Regions from separate parts of the Mus musculus genome. Here regions 2 and 3 are each linked to region 1. Evidence: chromatin loops called from intact Hi-C (ENCODE). Cell type or tissue: heart. All regions are shown on one strand.

Region 1 (2,500 bases):
CATGTACTCTCAAGGCCCCTCCTGCCCTGTCTGGGGGCGGTTCTGTCTGGTTTTAGCGTTCTTAGAGGAAATGGTTTCACGGGTGCTGTCTTCCAGCTGTTTGGCCAGCTGTGAGTAATGTCCTTCAATGCCCCTGACTGGCAAGCTGTTGCTTCTGGCACATCCGTGTGATTTGTTCCGTCAGGGCCGCCTTGCACCTGTGAGAGGTTACAGACCGAAGCTGAGGCCTGAGCTGTAAAGACTCATGACTGAGTCTCTCTCTCTACAGAGAGTCCAGCCTCTCTCTCCAGGGAGGGCCAGACACCAGCACACGGTCTTGTGGACTATGGCAGGAGGTGTAACCCTTCCCCCCCCATTTACCTCAGAGTGTTATGGAAATAACGATTGGGAAGTATTTTTTAAGTGGAAGCACTCCTGTTTTTAAAGATATTTGCTTGTTTAATATGTAAGGTGGTTGTTCCCAGATCACAGAAAGAAATGTATTGGAAATGCATAAGGGACATTTGCATGTGGTCGGGAGATAGAGGTGTGTGTGTGTGTGTGTGTGTGTGCGCGCGCGCGCACTGCAGAACAAAGCCACCCATGCCATGATGCTTCTCATTCAAGTCATACTGTCACTTAAGTTGTACACTGTTGCTTTGGGAAAGGAAAGGGGATCTTCAACATTATCATTGTCATCGTTGTCGTTATCATTGTCATCATCATCATCACCACCATCGTTTACTTAGGAGACAGGGTCTCCTCCCTATGTAGTCCAGGTTGGCATCAAACATATGGTGATCCCCCTGCCTCAGCCTCCAGAGCACTGGCATTACAGACATGTGCCACAAGCCCAGCTTTACCAAGCAATACGTCCTTTTAGTGGTATTCTGGGACCACACTGCATATGGGTTGACACATTATGACTCCATCTTTGCACAGAGCTGGTATAAAAAAACAAGCCGGTTGTTCATCAAAGACTTTGAAAGCATCCTCAAAGACAGTCTTTGGAGTGGGGCTGACCTGTGTTTGACTCTGGGAATGGGTCAAATCTGAGCTCTTTGTCTGTGTTGGAAACTGAAAGGGGCTGGCGTGTAAAGACGCCCATTCTGGCTGGCTTCTGCCCCTCTGCGTTCTTAGCCAAGACTTAACAGGCTTTGGGGGCTGTACTCTGTACTGGTGACTGCTGTGTCTGCTGTGTCGCAGAGAGTTGCCCCAGGGGACCCAGGTGGGTAAATGAACAACAGCAGGGATTCCTCCCCCTCCCCCCACACCCCCAAGAAGAAAGGCCTGCAGATCCTGAAAAGGTTTGGGTTATGCCTGCAGAGTACAGAAACCTCAAAAGCTGACTGAAGTTCTGAGGAAGCTATTTTTGAGTGGCGGCCTGCTGTGAGGAAAGCTTTCAGGGCAAGCTTCTTTCAGGCTCATTGTAGCTTCCCACCCGACCAACCGACCAACCGCCTGTACTGCCTCTGGTGTTTATCTCCATCTACTGGCGTGAAGGTGGACTCTCCTTCCATTGAGAGGCAGGCAGTTCTGGCTGCCTTCATGTGGATTAGCGTAGAGACCTGGTAAGAAGGGGAAGTTTCTGGAACAAAAGAGAGCCAGGATTGTTTATTAAAGAAGAGAAATGCTATTTTACATATTGGTACGGGCAGCCTGGTTGGTGTCCCTCCAGTCAGTATCTTTTCTGCTGAACTTATGGTAGGCAAGCTGTCTTTTCAAATGCCTGGAGAATGGTGGTGTCCACTCTACACCCAGGGCTTAAAACCCCCACTAGTATTTAATTTGCTTTCAAATCTGTCATTTGAGGAGAACAGCAGAACAGCCCATGTCTATTATGGTCAGCATCTGCTGAGACAGCCCAAAGGCTAGGCAGGGTCACCTGGCAGCCGTCGGCTTGGCAAGCTTTGGCTAGGACCTCGGTTAAGGCTGTTGGCTGAACACCTGTACTGGCCTTCTCTTCATGGCTGCTTGGCACCCTCTGAACAGGGTGACTGAGTTCCAGGAGAAGGTAGTTCCGGGAAGGTTGGCAGAAATTCGGACCTAGTTTCGGAAGTCACTCAGCATCGTTCCTGCCTTGCCACAGGTGGCCTGGACTCAGGAGCCTAAACCCAGGAAACAATGGTGTCTCTCTGTGGGAAGGGCTTCAGCACCATGTTTTAAGACGCACAGCTAACAGCCATAGAAAGTCCTGGCTGGGGCATGGTGGCATGGCTGTCCCAGGAAGTATTACGAAACACCAAAGCAAGACAGTTTTGTCTTAAAGTTTCCAACGCAGAATAAGGGTGTGTTAGGGTGGAGAGAGGGTACTGTAATGGAAAACAGAATTTGCTGTTTAACCAGTTTCTGTTCATTTGTGATGCATTCTAAGAGGTAGAATCTGCTCTGCTTTTACATCACAGAATGAAGTCTCGATTAGGGCCTTCTCGATGTCAAGGGTGTTTGTCTAAGATTGGTGGTATGTCTAAAATTCGTATGGTTTAAATTTTCATACATATGGAATTTTTGGTAGAAAGGG
Region 2 (2,500 bases), 120 kb before region 1:
GTCTAGTAAGTAAGCTGTAGAGTCAACTTGCCTTATGTTCTAGTTGCTTTTAATGCACTTAGGTGACTATAGTGTTAAAGGTTAAGTTGCTGGATCTATAACAACACCTTTAATCCTGGTATTCTGTAGGCTAAAGCAGAGTAATGAGTTCAGAGCGTATAGTCCTTGATTTTTTTTTTCTCTCAGAACTATTAGTTCAAATTCATGGTATGTGAATGACTAGAAAATAATGTGTATTAAATTATGGTGTTTTTCTAACCCTCTTTAGTCATGTTAAAAGTACAGTGTAGTAAGAAAGTCAAGTTCCTTTGGGTATAAAGCTTATACTCAGTTTGTTGTGTCAGCAGTGGGAATAGAATTTGAATATATGCCTGTATCCTACATTGAGGGTCCTAAGTTCCCTTTCACAGATTGCCTGCCTTCTGATAGTTAAGCTATACTACTAGAGTTAACCTTCAAAGCGAAGTTAATTACTTTTTCCGTGCTGAGGCTGATGTTAACTTTTTAAAACTAGCTTTTATTACCTAAAATTGATTTTGTTGAAATTTCCCATATATAAATATTTCCTTATATGGTTATGCGTGCTTTGATCACATTTTCCTGTCTCCTTATATTCTCTCATTACTATGATCACTGGTGAGACTTAGTATTTTAAGCCTTGCTTTTTAAAGTATACTTATTTTCATTTGCAAAAGCCATCTAAAGGTTGTGTCATGTGATTTGTTTTTTTTAGGTTGCATTTACAACAAGAATTTATCATCCAAATATTAACAGTAATGGCAGCATTTGTCTTGATATTCTAAGATCACAGTGGTCTCCTGCTTTAACTATTTCTAAAGGTAAAATGATAATTTCAATATAATAGTTTTCAGCTACTGTGACTTTATTATGCCAACATTTTAATTAAAAGTTGCTTGCGGGCTGGTGAGATGGCTCAGGGGGTAAGCACCCGACTGCTCTTCCAAAGGTCCGAAGTTCAAATCCCAGCAACCACATGGTGGCTCACAACCACCTGTAACAGAGATCTGATGCCCTCTTCTGGTGCGTCTGACTACAGCTACAGTGTACTTACATATAATAAATAAATAAATCTTTTAAAAAAAAAAAGTTGCTTGCAAGATTGGGGATGTATCTCAGTATAACATGCTTGCCTAGCATGCACAAAGCTCACTGTTCAATCTTCTCCCACTCACCCCCCACCCCACCCCCAGTGTTCTATAAATCAGGTGTGGCACATGCCTAAACAATGGCACTTTTGGGAATAGGGGCGGGAGGATCTGAAGTCAAGATCGTCCTTGGTTAATCTGAGTGAGTCTGAGGCTAGACTGAGATCTTTTAAAAAGGAAAAAAAAGTTAGTGGGTTTGGGTGTTTTGGGTTGATACTTCATCAGGGAAAATAAATTTTAAAGGGATTTTTGTCTAAAGTTAAAAATATGTTGGTAGGGCATTTTCCTAGTGAGTTTTTTTTTCACATAATGGCAGTTTATTTTTAGTGTAATATATCAGAAGCCAGAGGTATCTTCCTCTTGTATACTTTTATTTCACTTGGCTAGGTTCTGTCATTAAACTCCTCTTGTATACTTTTATTTCACTTGGCTAGGTTCTGTCATTAAACCAGAAGTTCTTAGTAACTCTCAGTGTCTGCCTGACTTTACCACCAATGCTAGGGTTCAAGCACGCACAGCTTTTCATGGGCGGCGGGGATTTGAACTCAGGTCTTTTTGTTTAGCCTGAGCTCTTACCTACTGAACTATTGCTTCAGCCTCCAAATTAATTTTAATAAACTTATTTTGGTGCTAAACTGTTTGTGGGTGGTAATGTGCGCGTGAATGCAGATGTTTTGGAGTCCAGAAGAGAATGCTAGATCACCAGGAGCTGTAGTTAAAGGACAGTTGTGAGGGGGCACCAAGAGTGGGAGTTGGGAAACTAAAACTGTCCTCTATACAAATAGTATGTGCCTATAACTGTTGGGCCATCTTTTTGGTGAGAATAGGAAAATATAGCCAGGCATGGTTTACAGCATTTACAGCTTTCTACTCTAATAAGCATCTGTGTAGATTTTCTGTATCTGATTTTGAACCTGTCTTTAGTTGGGTATTACTTAACTATGATAATCATTCTGTGTCTAATAAAATGTGGAATACTTAGGGAATTTGGGGAAAGATTGTTACGTAAAGACTGATCTTGTACTGTTAAGTCTAACACATTCTAGATCTCCAGGTATACCCCAGATGGAAAGTTCCTCCTGTCCTCTTTTGGATTCTGAATGACAAGTCTTTTTTTGACATTCTACTCTGCAAATTCAATTGTACGCAAAACATTTTAAGGATGAGATTGCCTTTTAGTAATTTATAGGCTTGGGTAATTAATGTTTTTATATTAGTCATGTTTTTAATGCTAGTAATTATAATCTTAGGGGTATTTGTGTTAACTATTATTTTCAGGCTCAATCCTGAAGTGTAACATTTTTAAAACTTGGAATAATTGTTAGCTTTTTACC
Region 3 (2,500 bases), 130 kb before region 1:
TAAGATTTTCATATCCTGATAACTCAACTGGGTGGGATCTACCTACCTGCCTGTTTCACCCAGATGCTAACCAGATTTATTTAATTCTGACTTCATGCTTTATTTTTTTACATCAAAAATCTTTTTAGCGTTATCCTTACTTTCCACATGAGTTCATTGTTGAATTGATCCATTCATTTATGAACCAGGTCTTGATGCAGTCTTGCTTGCTTTCAACTTCCAGTGATATTCCTACTTTAACCTTACTACTGAGATCACATGTTTTCCACCACAACCAACTATTGCTTAATATTAAATAAGCCAGGCCTGGTGGCACACATCTTTAATCCCAGAACTTGGGAGGCAGATGCAGGAGGATTTCTGAGTTTGAGGCCAACCTGGTCTACAGAGTGAGTTCCAGGACAGCCAGGGCTACAAAGGAAAAAAAAAAAAAAAACAACTAGAGTCATTTTAGTGGCATTTAAAAGCTATATTTAAAACCTAATTTTTAATTGGGGTCGCAACTGTAGTCACTTTTCAGGATGCTGAGGTGGAGGATTAGTTAAACACAGGAGACCAATCTGGGTAACACAGGAAAGAAAGGCTTTTGTTGTTGCTTTTCCAAAGCACAATATAAGAACAGTTACCACCGTGGGGCTGGATGGTACACTCAATGGTTAAGAACACTGCTTTTGCAGGAGAATTTTTTGTTTCACAGCATTTACATGGTAGCTCACAAACGCATGCCTGTGTACAAACATATGTGCACATAAATGATTTCAGTTTACTAAAAGTTTCCAAAACTGAATATTTTTCTGTACCAGTTGAGTGGCAGTTTTAAAGATTTCGAATAGACTGAAAAACAGTTTAAAGAACACAAATCCTTGTCTGAATGGAACTTTGTCACTTTGCATGTAAGCTTTTGAAACTGAGGTAATAAACAACATTGCTTATGGACTTTGGTGGGATACTCTGTATTGTACTCAGCATTAGGATGGGAAAAGCATGTTTCATGCTGCATTGCTTAGTATATGCTTTTTTTAAAATTTTTTTTGAATTTATTTATTATTATATATCTAAGTACACTGTAGCTGTCTTCAGATGCACCAGAAGAGGGCGTCAGATCTCATTACGGATGGTTGTGAGCCACCATGTGGTCGCTGGGATTTGAACTCAGGACCTTCGGAAGAGCAGTCGGTGCTCTTAACCACCGAGCCATCTCTCCAGCCTTTTTATACTTTTGATACCACAACAGTTTAAAAGTGCTTCTGAAATTCCTTCATTTCAAAGGATATTGTTGGTGACTAGAGATGACTCTGGTGTTAAGAGCACTTACACAAGGCCTAGAATCCATTCCCAGGCCTATATCAGATGCCTCACAACAGCCTATAACTGCCATTCCAGAGAATCTGTTGCCCTCTGGCTTCTGTAGAAGCCAAGGTCAATTCATGCAGATACACATACATGCACAGAAATAAAATGAGATTTTTTTTTCATACTCTTGAATGGTCAGTTTTGTGTTTGGGATGAGAATATAGCTCATGGTAAGCTGCTAAAGAGCTTGCCTTGGGTATGTGAAGCAGTTGTGGGTTCTGTCTCCAGGGTTACAAGAGAAAAAGCAGCAGCCTTGTTTTCATTCCATCTAGTACAGTCTGGCATTATACTATTTGTATTTGCTGATATGTTTGACATATCAGCCATTCTTTCACATAAGCATAAAAATCTCAACAGTTAAAGAGAAATAATAGAACTACTAGTATTATGAAAAAGAGATTAAAATTATTGTACCATCATGCCTTCCATAAGTGTTGACTCATAAGCCTTATCACATTTCTAATTACATCACATTTCTTATTTCTTAGTCCATAGGCTATTGCTGTAGCAAGCCTGGTTGGTGCATACCATACAGCCAGCAGAAACAGCAAGTGTTATTTTCATTCACAGAGGTTGGAGAATAAGTTTCACACTAATAAGGCTCACGTCTGAACCTCTGTATCATTGAACTTTGTGTCCTTTAAGGGGTGGAATGCTTGTGTGAAAAGGATTAGGAAATGAGGCTTGCTAGTCTTAGAGTTAATCATATGTTAAAGAATTCTGAGCGGGTGTGGTGACCTCAAACTCAGAAATCCACCTGCCTCTGCCTCCCAAGTGGGGGCAAGGGGATGAAAAACTATATATGGTCTTGGGTTTAAAGTGTTTAACAGTAGGGCATGTATAGAGTATCCATACTTGAAATCTAGGAGTTTTTTTATTCATGTACATCATATCATATACAATAAGTCGTATCTAAAATATACAAAATGAATATTAGTACTGAATTGAGTACTTAAGCTAAACAGAAAGTCTCTGGATTTCTAGAACACTGAGTAGAATGGCATACATGTATGCATTCTGTATAGTGTGTTGTTCTGTAATCATAATAGCTTGGTTATGTGAGAAATAAAACTGTTAAGGATACATTTTCAGTATGAGGTATGTTTCAAGTTCATCATTTACATGGAGGCTTTTAACACATTCCTTC

The links. Hi-C counts contacts between places; a loop is a spot of excess contacts. Peaks named below come from ENCODE experiments on the same cell type or tissue, not always from the same donor. Only the 100,000 strongest peaks of a DNase experiment are listed, where the experiment ranks them.
Region 2: a loop joins it to region 1, with 1.8 times the contacts of the local background. A loop is called at or near these places in 5 of 42 quality-filtered maps.
Region 3: it touches region 1 in a loop (2.2-fold over the local background); 5 of 42 quality-filtered maps call a loop at or near these places.

What each region holds. Positions count from the first base shown.
Region 1 is chr3:135,580,547-135,583,046 of GRCm38, forward strand. No RefSeq gene overlaps it. Among named protein-coding and RNA genes, the nearest start is that of Gm46827, 27 kb to the right of the region's middle. In heart, a CTCF peak has its summit at 1,482 (motif pointing left); DNase peaks (open chromatin) are centred at 85, 1,115 and 1,445; H3K27ac peaks cover 1,055 bases.
Region 2 is chr3:135,459,242-135,461,741 of GRCm38, forward strand. Ube2d3 (ubiquitin-conjugating enzyme E2D 3) reads left to right here. Exons shown (of 7, transcript NM_001356597.1): 5 at 734-839. Among named protein-coding and RNA genes, the nearest start is that of Ube2d3, 21 kb to the left of the region's middle. In heart, a CTCF peak has its summit at 1,047 (motif pointing left); no DNase peak of the experiment used is centred here.
Region 3 is chr3:135,450,878-135,453,377 of GRCm38, forward strand. The region is part of intron 1 of Ube2d3 (ubiquitin-conjugating enzyme E2D 3); the gene reads left to right. Among named protein-coding and RNA genes, the nearest start is that of Ube2d3, 13 kb to the left of the region's middle. In heart, a CTCF peak has its summit at 1,058 (motif pointing right); no DNase peak of the experiment used is centred here.